Linked DNA regions of Homo sapiens: region 2 is linked to region 1. A link is an interaction called in ENCODE POLR2A ChIA-PET data of the cell type or tissue named here. Cell type or tissue: PC-3. All regions are shown on one strand. Links, peaks and the distances in the headings refer to the core of each region. The heading gives the core; the rest is flanking DNA.

Region 1 (8,077 bases), core at 2,007-6,006:
TAAGTGGTATGGAACAATATACACAATTCATTTACTGTTTGTTGTTGTTGTTGTTGTTTTCTTTTCTTTTTTATTTTTGAGTCAGGGTCTTTCTCTGTCACCCAGGCTGCAGTGCAGTGGCATGATAATTGCTCACTGCAGCCTCAAACTCCTGGGCTCAAGGGATCCTCTCACCTCTTACTTTAGCCTCCTGAGAAGTTGCAACTATAGGTGCACACCACTACCCCTGGTTAATTATTTTTTTTGTAGAGACAGGGTCTTGCAATGTTCCCCAGGCTTGCTTCCTGTGCTTTTTACTTTACATTATATGTAATTAAATATTCTTTTAAAGCCTAATTTTTAATATTCTGTACAATATTCCATTGTAAGTGGCCGGGTGCAGTGGCTCACGCCTGTAATCTCAGCACTTTGGGAGGCGGAGGTGGGTGGATTACCTGAGACTAGAAGTTCAAGACCAGCCTGGCTAACATGGTGAAACCCCATCTGTACTAAAAATACAAAAACCAGCTGGGCATGGTGGTGGCTGCCTGTAATCCCAGCTACTTGGGAGGCTGAGCAGGAGAAACGCTTGAACCCGGGAGGCAGAGGTTGCAGTGAGCCAAGAGCGTGCCATTGCACTCTAGCATGGGCCGCAGCGGGAGACTCTATCTCAAAAAAAAAAAAAAAAAAAAAAATTCCACTGTAAGTGTACCATAGTGTACTTAAGCATTCTTCTATAGTCAGAAAGATTTTGCTATTATAAATAACACTGAGATAAAAATAATAGATATCACTTACATATAGTATTTACATTGTGCCAGGCATTGGGTTAAGCACTTAACATATAATAATCCACTGAATCTTCATAATAACTTAGTGAAATCAGTGCTATTGTTATCCTCATTTTAGACACCAAGTCACAGAGACTTGCCTGAGATTACACTGCTAATGAGTAGTGGAGCTGGGACTTAAACCCAAGAAATTTGGCTCCAGAATCTATGCTCTTAACTATCTTTATACTTAAATTTTTTTCCTAATTTATTTTTTCTTACAAAACATTATTTCAAGTTTTAATAAAGTCTAGAAACACATTGTCAACTTGCTTCTCAGAAAGATTGTACTAACTTGTGCTGCCACCAGCAATATGCTAGTTTCACCACCTCCTTGCCAACGTCAAGGGTGAGCTCTTAAGAAATATTTTCTAATTTGATAAATTAAAAATGTATATAGAATTAAATGAGATAGCTCTAATTATAAAGGTGAACATTTTTCACATATACCGTTGTCATTTATAGAGAACCTAGGGCTTTTAGTTGGACACAATTTTAGCGTGCTAAATTATGTCTTGTATTTCTTTACTTTCCTAAATGCTTTGACATTTTTCATCTCATTTGATCCTCACATTATCCCTGGAGAGGGGAGATGATTCTCTGCTCACACAGTGCGTTTGCAGTGGTATCTTACAAGTGAGACATCGTATAAGTTCAGTGGTTAAAAGATTCTAGACTCAGACAAGTGTTATCTGGAATTCTATCTTGACTATTTCCTGGGCAAGTTATTCAACTTCTGAAAACTTAATTTCCTCATTCATTAAGTGGGACTACTACTTACTTCATAGGGTTGTTGTGAAGCATAAGTGCTGGACAGATGGTAACTTTAATTATTGCTCTTAAATCCTGTCACTGTTGGATCCCATAAGAATGTTGTGACAGAACTCCAGTTAATTCATAAATATTTGCCAATTGCCGGCTCTTTTTACTTTAAGGTATTGCATCAGGTAGAGCAAAGAGAAGAAATTAGAGGTTGGGCACTCCGAATTTTTGTTGTTACCAGTCCTTAAAATAACTTAGATAGGACAGGCTACAGGAGGCAAATATTGGATAAAGACCCAGGCCTGGAATTTGGCTCCTGTCAGAAATAAGACGTGAATTGGGTCACAGTGGTCACAACCATTTAAAGCTAAGAAATATTGACATGCCAAATTGCTTTTTATTTTCCCACTGTGTGCTGGCTTAATGGTGCAGTATCTCACTCTTAGATTTTGGGTTTGAGGACACGGCTCTGAGAAACATGGAACCCATGCGTTACTAACCTGTGTATGAAGCAGAACTCAACACAAGAGCTTAGTACTAGCTCCGATAAAGGCGAGCATGAACGAGGAAGGGAGGGAATATTAAGAGCGGTAGCATGGAGTGAGAGTAGAATTACTATGCCCATCTGTCCCGCTCCACAGAGTTGTCTGTGTAGGTCTAGAACCGTTCTGTTTGCTTGTTGTTAGTATACTTCTGTCTCTGTTTAAGCCACTCATTGGTAAACGTGTTTTGGCTTCCCAAAAATGGTCTTCTTCCTTCAAATGGAATTAAATAAATGCCAACAAGAATTTCTTAAACGTTCTTCCATTAACCGTTGGCCATATGCAGAGCACTATTTTAGGAAGTGAGAAAAGACCCAAATGACAGAAAATCTGAGCATGAACTTCAGAGTCAGAAACTCAGTGCTTCTCCATGCATGTTTATAGCAGCACAGTTCACAATTGCAAAGATGTGGAAGCAACCTGTGTTCCCATTGACTAATGAGTAGATAAATAAAATGTGGTATGTATATACCATGGAATACTGCTAAGCCATCAAAAGGAACGAAATAACGTCTTTTGCAGCAACTTGGATGGAGCCAGAGGCCATTATTCTAAGTGAAGTAACATAAAAGTGGAAAACCAAAAACCGTATGTTCTCATATATAAGTGAGAGCTAAGCTATGAGTACGCAAAGGCATACAGAGTGGTACTTTAGAGACTCAGAATGGGGAGAGTGGGGAGGGCCTAGGGATAAAAAAAAACAAAAACAAAACTATACATTAGGCACAATGTATACTACTTGGGTGATGGGTGCACTAAAATCTCAGAATTCACCACTATACAATTCGTGTAACAAAAAACCACTTGTACCCCAAAAGCTATTGAAATAAAAAAATACAAAAAATATAAAAAAGAATCTCAGTGCTTCTCAAACTTTAATGTGTATACGAATTGCTTGGAGATCTTATTAAAATGCAGTTTTCTGACTCTGTTAATTTAGGCTGGGGCCCGAGATTATGTTTCTTTTTTTTTTTTTTTTTTTCTTATTTTGAGACAGAGTCTCGCTCTGTCACCCAGGTTGGAGTGCAATGGCATGATCTTGGCTCACTGCAACCTCTGCCTCCCGGGTTCAAGCGATTCTCCTGCCTCAGCCTCCCAAGTAGCTGGCGCTACAGGCACATGCCACCATGCCTGGCTAATTTTTTTATATTTTTAGTAGAGACAGGGTTTCACTGTGTCTTGATCTCCTGACCTCGTGATCCACCTACCTCGGCCTCCCAAAGTGCTGGGATTACAGGCGTGAGCCACTGCGTCCGGCCCCAAGATTATGTTTCTAACAAGCTGTCAGGTGCTGCTGATATTGCTGGTCCCTGGACCACATTTTGAGAAGCAAGTGTTTAGAGGGAAGGGAGTGTAGGATACAGTAAATTCCTCTTCAAAGTTTAGCCTGTTAACTCCCTTTAAAATTCAAGAGGGAGAAAAATTGTTAAGTACAATGAGTTCTGAGTTCCTCTTCAAAGAACCAATATGTCAGTATGTTTAGCTTCCCTGTTCTTTGTTTTCCATTTTAAAGTTTAACTTCCTTGTTCTTTATGCCTCTTTGCCCCTAGTTTCAGTAAACAACCTCCTCCTAGCCTCTGTCACCTCTTTTGTCTGTAGTCATCCTTAGTCACCTGTTCTGTCCTTAGTCATTCTTAGTCATCTGCTCTGTAACCATCCTTCCCATGGAAACTACTCACCTTGCCACTCCAGCTTGTACCCTCACTCTCTTTAAAATAGGCAATTGGAATTAGCTTAGACTTTGTGGTCCAACCCTAGCCAATAGGGGAAAGACACAGAGGTAGGGACTAGCTGCGTTAGGAATAAGACCCCCTTACCCTCCCTTGTCCGGTGTGCTCTTGCCGTTGCTCCATCTGTGAGACGCAGCCTTCTATAGAAGTAAATTGCCTTGCTGAGAAAACTTTTGCCTGAGTGCTGTTTTCACTTGGCGGCATTGAGCGTTTACTTCCAACAGGAGGCTCAGTATCTTCCCTTCTTTCCTAATCTTCACCTTTTCCCAGAGAGGGGTTGTTTACAGATTGGCCAGATTCTAGGGAATCAATTGATCCATGTTTAACATGAACAGAGTTATGAACCTCCATTCAGCTTTCTCTTAGTGCAGCAGGAATAGGTAAGCTGAATCAGGGCCTTCCCTTGGGATCTGGCCATGTTTTTTCTTCCTCAAATGCATAGCTAAGTGTACATTTTTTGCTTGCATCTTGTCTAATGTGGCAGGAAAGAAAGTGAGATTTTGGTATGTCATAGGGAGACGAAGGCCCTTGTAGGCCTTTAGTATAGGCTGCTTGCTCTAACTTTGTTTTTTTGTTTTGTTTTTTCAGAGACTGAGTCTTACTCTGTCGCCCAGGCTGGAGTGCAGTGGCATGATCTCGGCTAACTGCAACCTCCGCCTCCCTGGTTCAAGCAATTCTTGTGCCTCAGCCTCCCGAGTATCTGGGATTGCAGGCACATGCCACCACGCCTGGCTAATTTTTGTATTTTAGTAGAGAGGAACTTTCACTATGTTGGCCAGGCTGGTCTCGAACTCCAGACCTCAAGTGATCCGCCCACCTCAGACTCCCAAAGTGTTGGGACTATAAGCATGAGCCACTGTGCCCGGCCTCTAACTTTGTTTTTAGAAGAGTTCTACACTAAGAAATTGGGCATTTATTCAGGTAACTGTAAAGTGGTATTTTAATTTCTCATCTGTCAGTGGCACATGCATATATGGATTCTTCATGAACCTCATGAAGCAGAAAGATGACTGGGCCACACGGCAAGTTTCTAGTACTCATGGTACTTTGGCCCAATGTCATCAAAACCTGTCTCTTGTTTCCTGACAAGCTAGCCTTGAACACACCAGTGAATCCTGTGGATGCTCACACCACTAGCGAACAGCTCATTACTGCTGAGATATGCTGGAAGATTTCCTAGAGAAGTGTGTGGAACTGTTTTGAGGGAAAGACCTTTGTATGGTCAACAGTAGAAGGCACAATGTTCCTTTACAGGCTTCAAGCATTGTGTCTGCCCCAGTTCTGGATCTTGTTTCTGCCTCTTGGAGTCTTTGACTCTTCTGCTACCCACTGGTCTTGGAAGACTGGAGGCCCCTTTCTCTCCACACTCACTCTGGAGCTTGCGTACCTTCTAAACAGATGGCTTGTGCTGCTTTGTCTCTTCCTTCAGCTCAATCTCTTGAGCATATGTGAGACATGTATTTGAATATCTTTTGTACTAAGCTAAGCTATTCAGGGTTTGGTCACATGACAACCAAATCAAAGCTGTTTTGGGGATGTTTTTCTAATTGCATCAAACATTACAATTTACCTGAAAAATTATAGCATTTTCATTAAAAGTTGTTATCCATATTCAATCTTCAAATATCCCTCTATGGGAAAGCAGGAGATTTTTGAGTATTTTGTGTCCAGATGTAGCTAATGTGAGATTCATATTTTCATTCTTTCTACCTTCTGCTCACAACCCCAACCCAACAACAAATTTCTCTATGATTCCAGAGCCTGATTCAGCCTGACCTTATTTAGAAAAATAAGGCCTTTCTACCTATCTCCATTGTCTCCTGCCACCCAATCCATTCTCTGACTGCCTCATCTCCAGTATCAGTTGAAGCCCTCCTTGGGGCCATGATATTTATTTGGATCAGCCACCAACCTTCCTTAGGACACTCTTCTTTCCCCTATTCCATGTGGTCGGGTGGAACTGTCAATCATGGTGTCCTCTAGCTCCCTACACTGCCCCTGTCACCTCCCCCCGACTTGCTAGTACCTATTCCAGGCTTGAGCCCATTATGTTATTCTATCTTCCTACACCATAGTGATTGGTTTCAGGGAGAAGCACATGGACCAAGTAGAGACAATCAGAGCTTTCTCTGAGATTTATATATATAGACATTGGAAGAGAGAAATTCTTTTTTCTATTCTTTTATACTCATTAAAACAGTTTATTAATTCTTAACTTTGTATTATGGACAAATTTAAACATACACACAAAAAAGAGTAGCATAATGAATCTTTAAGAACCTATCACCCAGCTTACACAGTTACCAACAACTAATATTTATTGCCATATGTTTAGTTTTCCAGATGTACTATTCTTATATCTCTATGCCTTTGTACTTACCGTTTCCTACATGTTTCATGTTTCTGTATTTCTCATTTGCTTGCTCTTAGAATATTAGGTGTTCCAGTCAAAGTCACCCAGATTTGCCAAAAGACCTGGCACAAATGTCACTTCCACTATGAAGTCCCACTGACTTCCATATACAAGGTTGGTGTTCATTCTGTTATGTTCTGGTAGCTCCCTTTTCATGCTTTTATACTGCATAGCACTTATTTATTCAACATTCATTCAACAAACTTCTATTGAAATATTTCACGTTTTAGGTGTTGGAGATCAATGAATTAAAAAGGCAAAAATTGTCACCTTTGTAGAATGAGGGAAGACTGAAAATAAACATCATAAATAAATAAATTACATAGGCTGTTAGAATGTGATAATTGCAGTGGGAAAAGAGCTTAAGTGGAATTGGATGTGTGTGTATGTCTTCACATTTTAAATAAGGAAAATAAGATAAGCCATACTCATTACACTGCATAATGGTTATCTGCTTGCTTTTTTGTCTTTACAACTAGACTGTAGCTATTTGAAAGCAGAGATTGTGTCTTATTCTTTTTGTAGCCAAGCACCTAGTATATATATTAGCAAGCATTCTGTAATGGTTGTGGAATAAATGGAAAAAATAGAAGAATACAAGACACCAACTCTAAAGACTCTTGGTGTCAAGGAAGGTTTTTTTTTTTTGAAGTGGAGTTTCACCCTGTTACCCCAGGCTGCAGTGCAGGGGTGTCATCACTGTAACCTCCAACTCCCGGGTTCAAGTGGTCCTCCCACCTCAGCCTCACAAGTAGTTGGGATTATAGGCATGTGCCAGTATGCCTGGCTAATTTTTGTATTTTTAGTAGAGATGGGGTATTGCCATGTTGGCCAGGCTGGTCTCAAACTCCTGACCTCAAGTGACCCGCCTGCCTCTGCCTCCCAAAGTGCTGGGATTATAGGCGTGAGCCACTGCACCTGGCCTTTTTAATTTTTTTTTAAGGATAGTATAGGTACATGGGAAAAAATTCAAACAGTATTCTATATAATGGAATATATATTAAAAATACTATGTGTTCCTTCTCCCCTGGCCCCAGCCCTCCAAAATCTTTCCCAATGGCATCCACTATTACTTGTTTTTTATGTATCACTCCAGAGATAGAGATTATCTGTCTCTCTAGCTTTCAATGTAATATATCTTCAATCATAACTATTATCTTGGAAATCACTATATTTCAGTATACAGAACTGCTACGTTTTGAAATATAGCTATATAGTATGTGTTTTTATGAGTGCATCAGAATGTATTTCATCAGGCCTCAGTCAATGGCTATTTAAGTAGTAACAAAGATGTTTTGATGAACCACTTAACTAGTTGAAAAGTTAGGTTGCAGTGTGACTCTGATGCATCAAATCTTTCATATTTAACTAAGTCAGTAGCTTACCTGTCAGGGAAGAGGCCAGTCTCCACACCTCTGTGTATATCACTTAATTTCACCCATACCCATGAGGTTGTTATTCTGAGGCTCAACTTAGAAGAAGCCTGAGGTTTTCAGAGGTTCGGTAATTTGACCAAGGTCACACAGCTTGGAAGCAGGTGTGCCTTACCCCAAAGGTCATGCTTTTTGCCTCCCTTAGAGTTTTTGCTATTCCTGCAATAAAGAGGATCTCTGCAGAATGCCTGGATGATCATCCTGGATGATCTTTGATTCTCTCCAATCCAAAGATGCTCCAACACTGTGCCACCCTCTGCTGTCCATTCCCTGTTTTTTCTGTTGGCTTTATGTCCTGGGAGGTTGACCTCTGCACCAACTGGGCTCTTTGCCCTCTTATTGAGCGTCAGCTTTGGCAAAAGGGAGGCACCAACATGAGACTGGAGGA
Region 2 (8,077 bases), core at 2,785-6,784, 780 kb before region 1:
CTCCTGGGCTCAAGCCATCCTCCCACCTTAGGCTCCCAAGAAGCTGGGACTACAAGCAAACACCACCATACCTGCCTACCTTTTTTTTTCTCGTTTTTGTAGAGATGGGGGTCTCACTATGTTGCCCAGGCTGGTCTCAAACCCCTGGCCTCAAGCAATCCTCCTGCCTCAGCCTCCCAAAGCACTGGGGTTACAGGCGTGAGCCACCATGCCTGGCCAGATTTACTTTAAATATAATCAACTACATCTTTCTCATTTTAGTTACTATTATTCCATAAGATTTAACAGAAAATAAAAACTAATTGAAGAAGAGTAAATAATAGAAAAATGTCCTCATTCAATCGTTAAGTATAAAAAGTAGCTCATAAAACAGTATGCGCAATATGATCTTAATTTTGCTTTTAAAACATATCTTTGATCACAAAGAAGAACAAAACTGAAAGAAAACTATTAAAGTGACACAGGACAAATGACCCCATTTCTTCCACAACAAATTACATGAAAAAAGGGAGAGAAGAGAAAATGCTACAGATTAAGAAAGACTTAAAAGAGACACGTGCGATGTGTGAAGGCTGCTTGGATCCTGATTCCCACAAACCAACGGTAAACTGACAATTTTGAAACAATAGAGAAAACATGGACTAGGGCTTACACGACTAGCTAGAGTACATAGTAAGTTTGTTAATGGTGATGACATTGCTGCTATTTTTTTAAGTGCTTCTCTGTTAACAAAAAATGACTGAAGTATTTATAAGTTAAATAGTATAATATCTGAAACTCCAACAAAAAAAAACACAAAAGCAGGAGAAAGACAGACAGAATGGCAAAATGTCCCTGTCCATGACTGTGGAAGCTAGATGATAAGTATATGGGGGCTCACTGCACTTTTCTCTCTACTTCTATGCATGTTTGGAAAATTCCATAGATAATAAGTAAAAGTGATAGCAGAGATAGTTACTTCTGGATGTTAGTGAAGACTGAGTGATCTGGTGGGAATTAGGTGATTTTTACTTTGATCTGTGTGCCATTAAGAACATCCAAGATTTTACACAACAAAGATGAGTTGCTTTGGTTACCTAAAAAACCAAATGTTACTCCTTTAGTAGACAGATAGATGGGTAGATAGGCAGACAGACAGTCAGATGGCCTTTCAATGCCCTGTTCGAATAATGCCACCTTCATGGATTCAATCCTCCCTCTATAAATGCCTCAATGCATTTACCTATATTTCTACTAAAGGCCTTATTATGTTTGGTCATTTATTATGACCATTTCCAACTATGTCTAATTCTCCTCTAGAAAAATAACTTGATTACGAGGAGGCATTTCTTTTTCATATTTCTATCCTGGCTAATACTAAGCAAAATGTTCTCTACATAATAGATATAAAATAATTATTTGCTTAATTAACTTTTCCACTAATAAATCCAGGGAAGAAACGATGTCAACAAACACAGAATATCTACCTTATAACTACAAAAGCTTTAAGGTTTTTGTTTTGTTTTTTTGAGACAGGGTCTTGCTTTGTCACCCAGGCTGGAGTGCAGTGGTGTGATCATGGCCCATTGCACCCTCAACTTCCCAAGCTCAAGCAATCCTCCCACCTCAGCCTTCCAAGTAGCTGGGACTACAGGTGCATGCCACCATGTCCAGCTAATTTTTTTTTAAGAGATGGGGTCTCACTATGTTGCCCAGGTTAGTTTTGAACTCTTTGCCTCAAGAGATCCTCCTTGGCCGGGCGCGGTGGCTCACATCTGTAATCCCAGCACTTTGGGAGGCCGAGGCAGGTGGATCATGAGGTCAGGAGATCAAGACCATCCTGGCTAACAAGGTGAAACCCCGTCTCTACTAAAAATACAAAAAATTAGCCGGGCGTGGTGGCGGGCACCTGTAGTCCCAGCTACTCGGGAGGCTGAGGCAGGAGAATGGCGTGAACCCGGGAAGCGGAGCTTGCAGTGAGCCGAGATTGCGCCACTGCAGTCCGCAGTCCGGCCTGGGCGACAGAGCGAGACTCCGTCTCAAAAAAAAAAAAAAAAAAAAAAAAAAAAGAGAGATCCTCCTTGAGCCTTTCAAATTACAGGATTACAGGTGTGGGCCATCACCCCTGGCCCAAAAGCTTTCATTTCAGGCCAGAACAGCCCTGAAAGTCCCTACACAAAGACAGATATTTATCAAATGTTACCTAGTCAATTTCTCAAAACATTTACTTTTCAGTTGACTGGAAAAAAACACTGGTCGGTAGCAGACAAGGGTCAGTTACTGAATTAAGCTATAGACTTAAAAAAAAAAAAAACCCTGAAAGAAAACAAAGTCCGTTAGCTCTACAGCAACCATTCACTATTTAACCTACTGAACGCTCATCCAGAGTGCCAATCAGACCGTTTTAATTAAGGAAACTATTACAGGCAGAACTCAAGGCTAGTCATGTGCTGAGACAGCAACGGTTCAGGAAACACCCCTGCTCTGAGAGGCTGATATCAGGCGGAAGGGCTGCCCACCCATACCACTGTGTTTCCCTTATCATCTACTCACTGAAGACCTTGGCCCATTTTGTGCAGATGTGAGTAGTAATGGCCTTCAAGCCAAGGACATTCAACGCTACATTCTCCTGCTTATTAAAAATCTTTTCCAAAAAGATACAATAAAGCCCTCCCCGCAGGAGCACCAAAAGCTCCAGAACGTGGCATGCTGAACTTCCCCACATTTAAGACTTTACCCACCATATGGCCTTAATTTTCCATACATGGTTTTGGGGAAAGGCACTTAAATACTAGTGAAGACATTTACAACTTCCTCTTATATATAAAATATGCTGAGGGATTGACAAACATTAAAATGAAGTCCAGGTTTTAAAATAAAATCCCCATCACTGTTTCCTAAGCCCTTCGAGAAACATTAGCAATTCATGATCAACTGGCAAATGCAAGCTTCTCCCAAGCTTCTTCTCCAGTTCTGCCGTGTGACCTGCTGTCTCAGAAGCCAGGTCTTCAAAAATGCTCATGTCACCCAACTTTTTAAGTCAAATAGGGACAGTAGGGGGTGGGGCTGAGCTCTGCACAATTCCTACCCTGACCTCCAACTACATCCACATAGTTCATGTTCTCTCTTCTTTATTTTCTGATTCCTTCCTTTAGACTTTTGTTCAAATCCACTATTAGCAAATTTTAAATATATGAGACAGTCAAGAAAGTGGGCAACATGGTACCATTATAAAATTACAATATACTACTATAGACAATCATACCCATGCAGATCTGGGCCCAAAAAAATAATCAGGTATTAAGAAATAAGGCACACCCCTCCAAAGACAACTTAATTCAAATACCTCTTACCATTTGCTCCAGTAGAATGAGTTTAAAAGAGGTAACTATTTGGCATGGGCAGCTGCTCTCTTATGTTCTGGAGAACATAAAAATAAAAGCTGAGTGAGAATAAGTTGTTCCTACTGAAGAGAAAAAGGGTACAACAGCATTAGTAAATACGAAAGAGTCAGATCACCATTCTACTGGCTGATAAAAATGTTTGTTAGGCTAAAGGATTTCCTATCATTTTCTTCTTTAAGAACAAAGAAATGGGCTTTGGATAATAAAAACGTGTAACAAAATAATTCTGAAGTGACCTCAGGCCATGTCAAACTCAATTCAAACTAGTCACAGCCAAAGATGAAAGGAAGATTCTCTAATCATCCCCTAGCTACTATACATTTTTAGTATTTTTATACTGTATTATAGTTAGCATTTAGAAAATAAAACTGTCTAGCACTGTTGACCCTTCAACAATACGAGTTTGAACTGTGCATGTCCACTTAAAAGTGGATTTTTTCAATAACAGTTACACCAAGTGTGCCTGCCTCTCCTGCCTCCCCTTCCTCCTCCTCCACCTCTGCCACTGGAGACAGCAAGACCAATCTCTTCTTTCCCTCCTCCTCATCAGCTTACCCAATGCAAAGACAATGAGGATAAAGACCTTTATGATCCACTTCCATTAATGAATAGCAAATATATTTTCTCTTCTTTAGGATTTTCTTTTTTTTTTTTTTTTTTTTTTTTTTTTTTTTTTGAGACGGAGTCTCGCTGTCGCCCAGGCTGGAGTGCAGTGGCGCAATCTCGGCTCACTGCAGGCTCCGCCCCCTGGGGTTCACGCCATTCTCCTGCCTCAGCCTCCCGAGTAGCTGGGACTACAGGCACCCGCCACCTCGCCCGGCTAATTTTTTGTATTTTTAGTAGAGACGGGGTTTCACCGTGTTAGCCAGGATGGTCTCGATCTCCTGACCTCGTGATCCACCCGCCTCGGCCTCCCAATAGGATTTTCTTAATAACATTTTCTTCTCTCTAGCTTATGTTATTGTAACAACACAGTATATAATACATATAACATACAAAATGCATGTTATTCAACTGTTCATGTTATTGGTAAGGCTTCTGGTCAACTGTAGGCTACTAGTAGTTAAGTTCTGGAGGAGTCGAAAGTTACATGCAGGCCAGGCACGGTGGTTCATGCCTTTATTCCAAGCACTTCAGGAGGCCAACGGAGAAGGATCACTTGAGGTCAGGAGTTCCAGACCAGCCTGGGCAACACAGTGAGACCATGTTTCTATTTAATTTTAAAAACTGTATTTTAAAAGTGTGTTTAAAGGAAAAGAAAAAAGTATGCTTATTCAATTCAGTATTTATATTCTAGAATAATGCTGCTCAAAAAATAATTTAAAAAAGAATGATGGATTTAATAAGGTACACATAAAACTATATATATACAAGGTTGTGTGTGTGTGCATGCGTGTGTGTGTGTGTGTGTGTGTGTGTGTGTGTAGATTTTTCTTTCTTTTAGAGTATAGAAATTGTTTTAGATATCCCTTAAGTAGAGAAATAGCACTTAGGAAGGAAGTATACACTTAGAAGGCGAAGAGTCATGTCACCAACAGGTTGGGAGAACTGTTGAGTCATGGCCTCCTCCTGTGTTGCCTGAGGAGACCTGAGTAAGAATGGATGTATAACAGAAGAATCTCCCACCTGACCTATTAGAGATACTGTACCAGCATTACCAGATATCACTTCTATTAAAAGAAGATATTTCAGTGCCCAGAGGTTCAAGTTATCAAACGAAGCAACTCAATTCAAAAGACAAGGTGTATTAAAACCCATAAAAAAAAAACAAAAACCATTTTTAAGAAATCCTAACAAGTAACTGAAACCCAAAATGCTCTGTCTTGAGTCATGAGATCCATCAGTTCTTGATATTGTCTGGACTTGCATCTAGAGCTAGATTGTAAAATCTTTTTAGGCATGTGTTAGATTTCTGTGAAAACTTTGTTTAAACGTAAACCTCATACCACACTATCAGTTTCTGTGTTAATAAAACTATAGATTTATTATACTAAAAAAAAAAAGAACAAAATACAAGGGGTAGCTGTATGACACAGAAGCTAAACAAGTGCCTGGCCTCACGGTAGTATACAGAACTTAAGGTGCCTGCTCAAAACTGTCATGTTTAAGTTTATCAACCAAGAGTTATTATTAAAATACCATTAATACATCCGGGCATGGTGGCTCACGCCTGTAATTCTAACACTTTGGGAAGCCGAGGCAGGCCGATCATCTGAGGTCAAGAGCTCAAGACAAGCCTAGCCAACATGGCGAAACCTCATCTCTACTAAAAATACAAAAATTAGCTGGGTGTGGAGGCACACGCCTGTAATCCCAGCTACTTGGGAGGCTGAGGCGGGAGAATCGCTTGAACCTGGGAGTTAGAGGTTGCAGTGAGCCGAGATCATGCCATTGCACTCCAGTCTGGGAGACAGAGTGAGATCCCATCTCAAAAAAAAAAAAATAATTAAGACATTTGAGAACTGCACTGAAGGTGCACATTTCAATAACATATAGCTATTCTGGAGGGAAAAAAAAAGTATATCTAGAAAAACAGCTTCCAAGATTGAGGTAAAAATCACAGGGCACTCAATAATATGTACTGACTTTTCTTCCCTCTCGAAGTACCAGAGCAGAGCTACATTCACAGAGCATTCCTGCAGGCTGCTTGCTTCACCATTAAGCAATTCTTGGCAGTTCCAAAGATGTTATGTTTTCAAAGACAGTTTTTCAGTTGTGTTGCTATTATAAGCCTGGATTTTTCAAATGGCTAAAAATTACAGATATCTAAAAATCTTAGATTCCACCTCTATTAAAGAAGAATGATGCTGGGAACGGTCAAATAAATGTAACCCAGAAAAGTGCCCTAATGTACTTTAAAAACATTTTCAGAGATAATGATTCCCAAATTTCCCTTACTGAAATTCAAGGAAGGTCACAAATAGCAAGCCACTTTAAAAGCAGTGCTCCAATTACCCATCCCCTAAGCTCTGCACAAAGGTTTATGGAGGGGAGATGGTCAGATAACTTGACCATCCGTTATAGGATGCAGTCACTCCAGAAGAGCTGACTCCTTAGGAAATTTTCTTCTGACAAAGCAACAAATGAGAAAAACTCCAAGGTCTTTGTTTCAGCATCTGGCTGAGATCAAGGTTAAGTATAATGAAACCTATACAACCCCAGAATTTAACATATGACAGTATTTTTGGCCTGTATAAAATACGTCTCCCTTAATCTGCATTAAGCTGTTGTTTTTCTCAATAAAAGAATATCCTTTTGTAATTGTTTAAAATGTTTAAGAAATGAGTAAGCCAGTACAGTCACTCGAAGAGCAATAGTAATGCATATACCAGTATACGTCAGTCAAAGGGTAGATCATCTGATCATTTCTCAATTATTCAGGAAAAGCCTGGCACCCCAAACTATACACCAATGCATTAGAGTTAACAAGATTCTTAGAACATGGGTTGAAGTATAAGCTCTCACCTAATTTCAAGAAACATAGAGAAGATTTTAAATGCATTCACTATGGAGGGAAAACATAAACATGTAACAGAAAACCTTCTTAAGTAGCCAGAAAATTATCCAAACTATTTCATCTGCAAAGATGACAACAATGAATTCAGAAATCAATGACTAAAACTGCACAAGCATTTCCCATATTTTCCTTTTCCACTTCAAAAAGGGAAAAGCCAGTGGGCAGAAAATATCGGACATTTGATAAATCAAAATTCTGCTATAAAGAGCAGGGTTTTTTGTTTTTGTTTTTGTTTTTGTTTTTTTTCCCTGAGATGGAGTCTCGCCCTGTCCCCCAGGCTGGAGTGCAATGGCACAATCTCGGCTCACTGCAACCTCCACCTCCTGGGTTCTAGCAATTCTCCTGCCTCAGCCTCCCAAGTAGCTGAGATTACAGGTGTGTGCCACCACACCCAGCTAATTTTTGTATTTTTAGTAGAGACAGGGTTTCACCATGTTGGTCAGAATGTTCTCAAACTCCTGACCTCAGGTGATCCATCCACCTCAGCCTCCCGAAGTGCTGGGATTACAGGCGTGAGCCACAGCGCCTGGCCAAATAGCAGGTCTTCTAAGAATGACAGTTTGAGTGACATTTCCTCCCTGCAATGTGACTTTGGAACTAATCCACCAACTCACCTTATTCCATTTCAAAGTTAGTAGTATATCTTGCTTTTGAGTGCAACTTCAGGTAATCTCTCAAAACCTAGATTAAAATAATTATGAACTTTATTAGTAGTTATTTCCAAATTTTGAAAAACACACAACTATAACTCATAGTAAGTAAAAGGGGAAAAAAATCACCACTACTAATCAAATCACAATTATGAAATTTTATACTTTGTCTCTAAAACCTTCTTTAATTGGTAATCTCTTTATGTGCAGCTCAATACACATTTATTGGGCTTTTGTTTTTTAGACGGTGTTTTGCTCTTGTCGCCCAGGCTGGAGTACAGTGGCAAGATCTCAGCTCACTGCAACCTCCGCCTCCTGGGTTCAAGCAATTCTCCTGCCTCAGCCTCCTGAGTAGCTGGGATTACAGGTGTGCACCACCACACCGGCTAATTTTTGTGTTTTTAGCAGAGACGGGGTTTCACCATGTTGGCCAGGCTAATCTTGAACTCCTCACCTCAGGTGATCCACCCGCCTCAGCCTCCCAAAATGCTGGGATTACAGGCGTGAGCCACTGCACTATGCCCCGC

What was found. Peaks named below come from ENCODE experiments on the same cell type or tissue, not always from the same donor. Only the 100,000 strongest peaks of a DNase experiment are listed, where the experiment ranks them.
Region 2: POLR2A ChIA-PET joins it to region 1 with 5 read pairs; 1 of 35 experiments calls an interaction of 5 or more read pairs at or near these places.

Annotation. Positions count from the first base shown.
Region 1 is chr14:70,632,055-70,640,131 of GRCh38, reverse strand. TTC9-DT (TTC9 divergent transcript) reads left to right here. Exons shown (of 3, transcript NR_110071.1): 2 at 6,274-6,370. Among named protein-coding and RNA genes, the nearest start is that of TTC9-DT, 5.2 kb to the left of the region's middle. RefSeq lists an enhancer at 3,135-4,334. In PC-3, for the core only: no CTCF peak of the experiment used is centred there; a DNase peak (open chromatin) is centred at 3,731; H3K4me3 peaks cover 485 bases; H3K27ac peaks cover 1,384 bases.
Region 2 is chr14:71,413,452-71,421,528 of GRCh38, reverse strand. The region is part of intron 2 of SIPA1L1 (signal induced proliferation associated 1 like 1); the gene reads right to left. Among named protein-coding and RNA genes, the nearest start is that of SNORD56B, 19 kb to the right of the region's middle. In PC-3, for the core only: no CTCF peak of the experiment used is centred there; a DNase peak (open chromatin) is centred at 4,938; H3K4me3 peaks cover 367 bases; H3K27ac peaks cover 787 bases.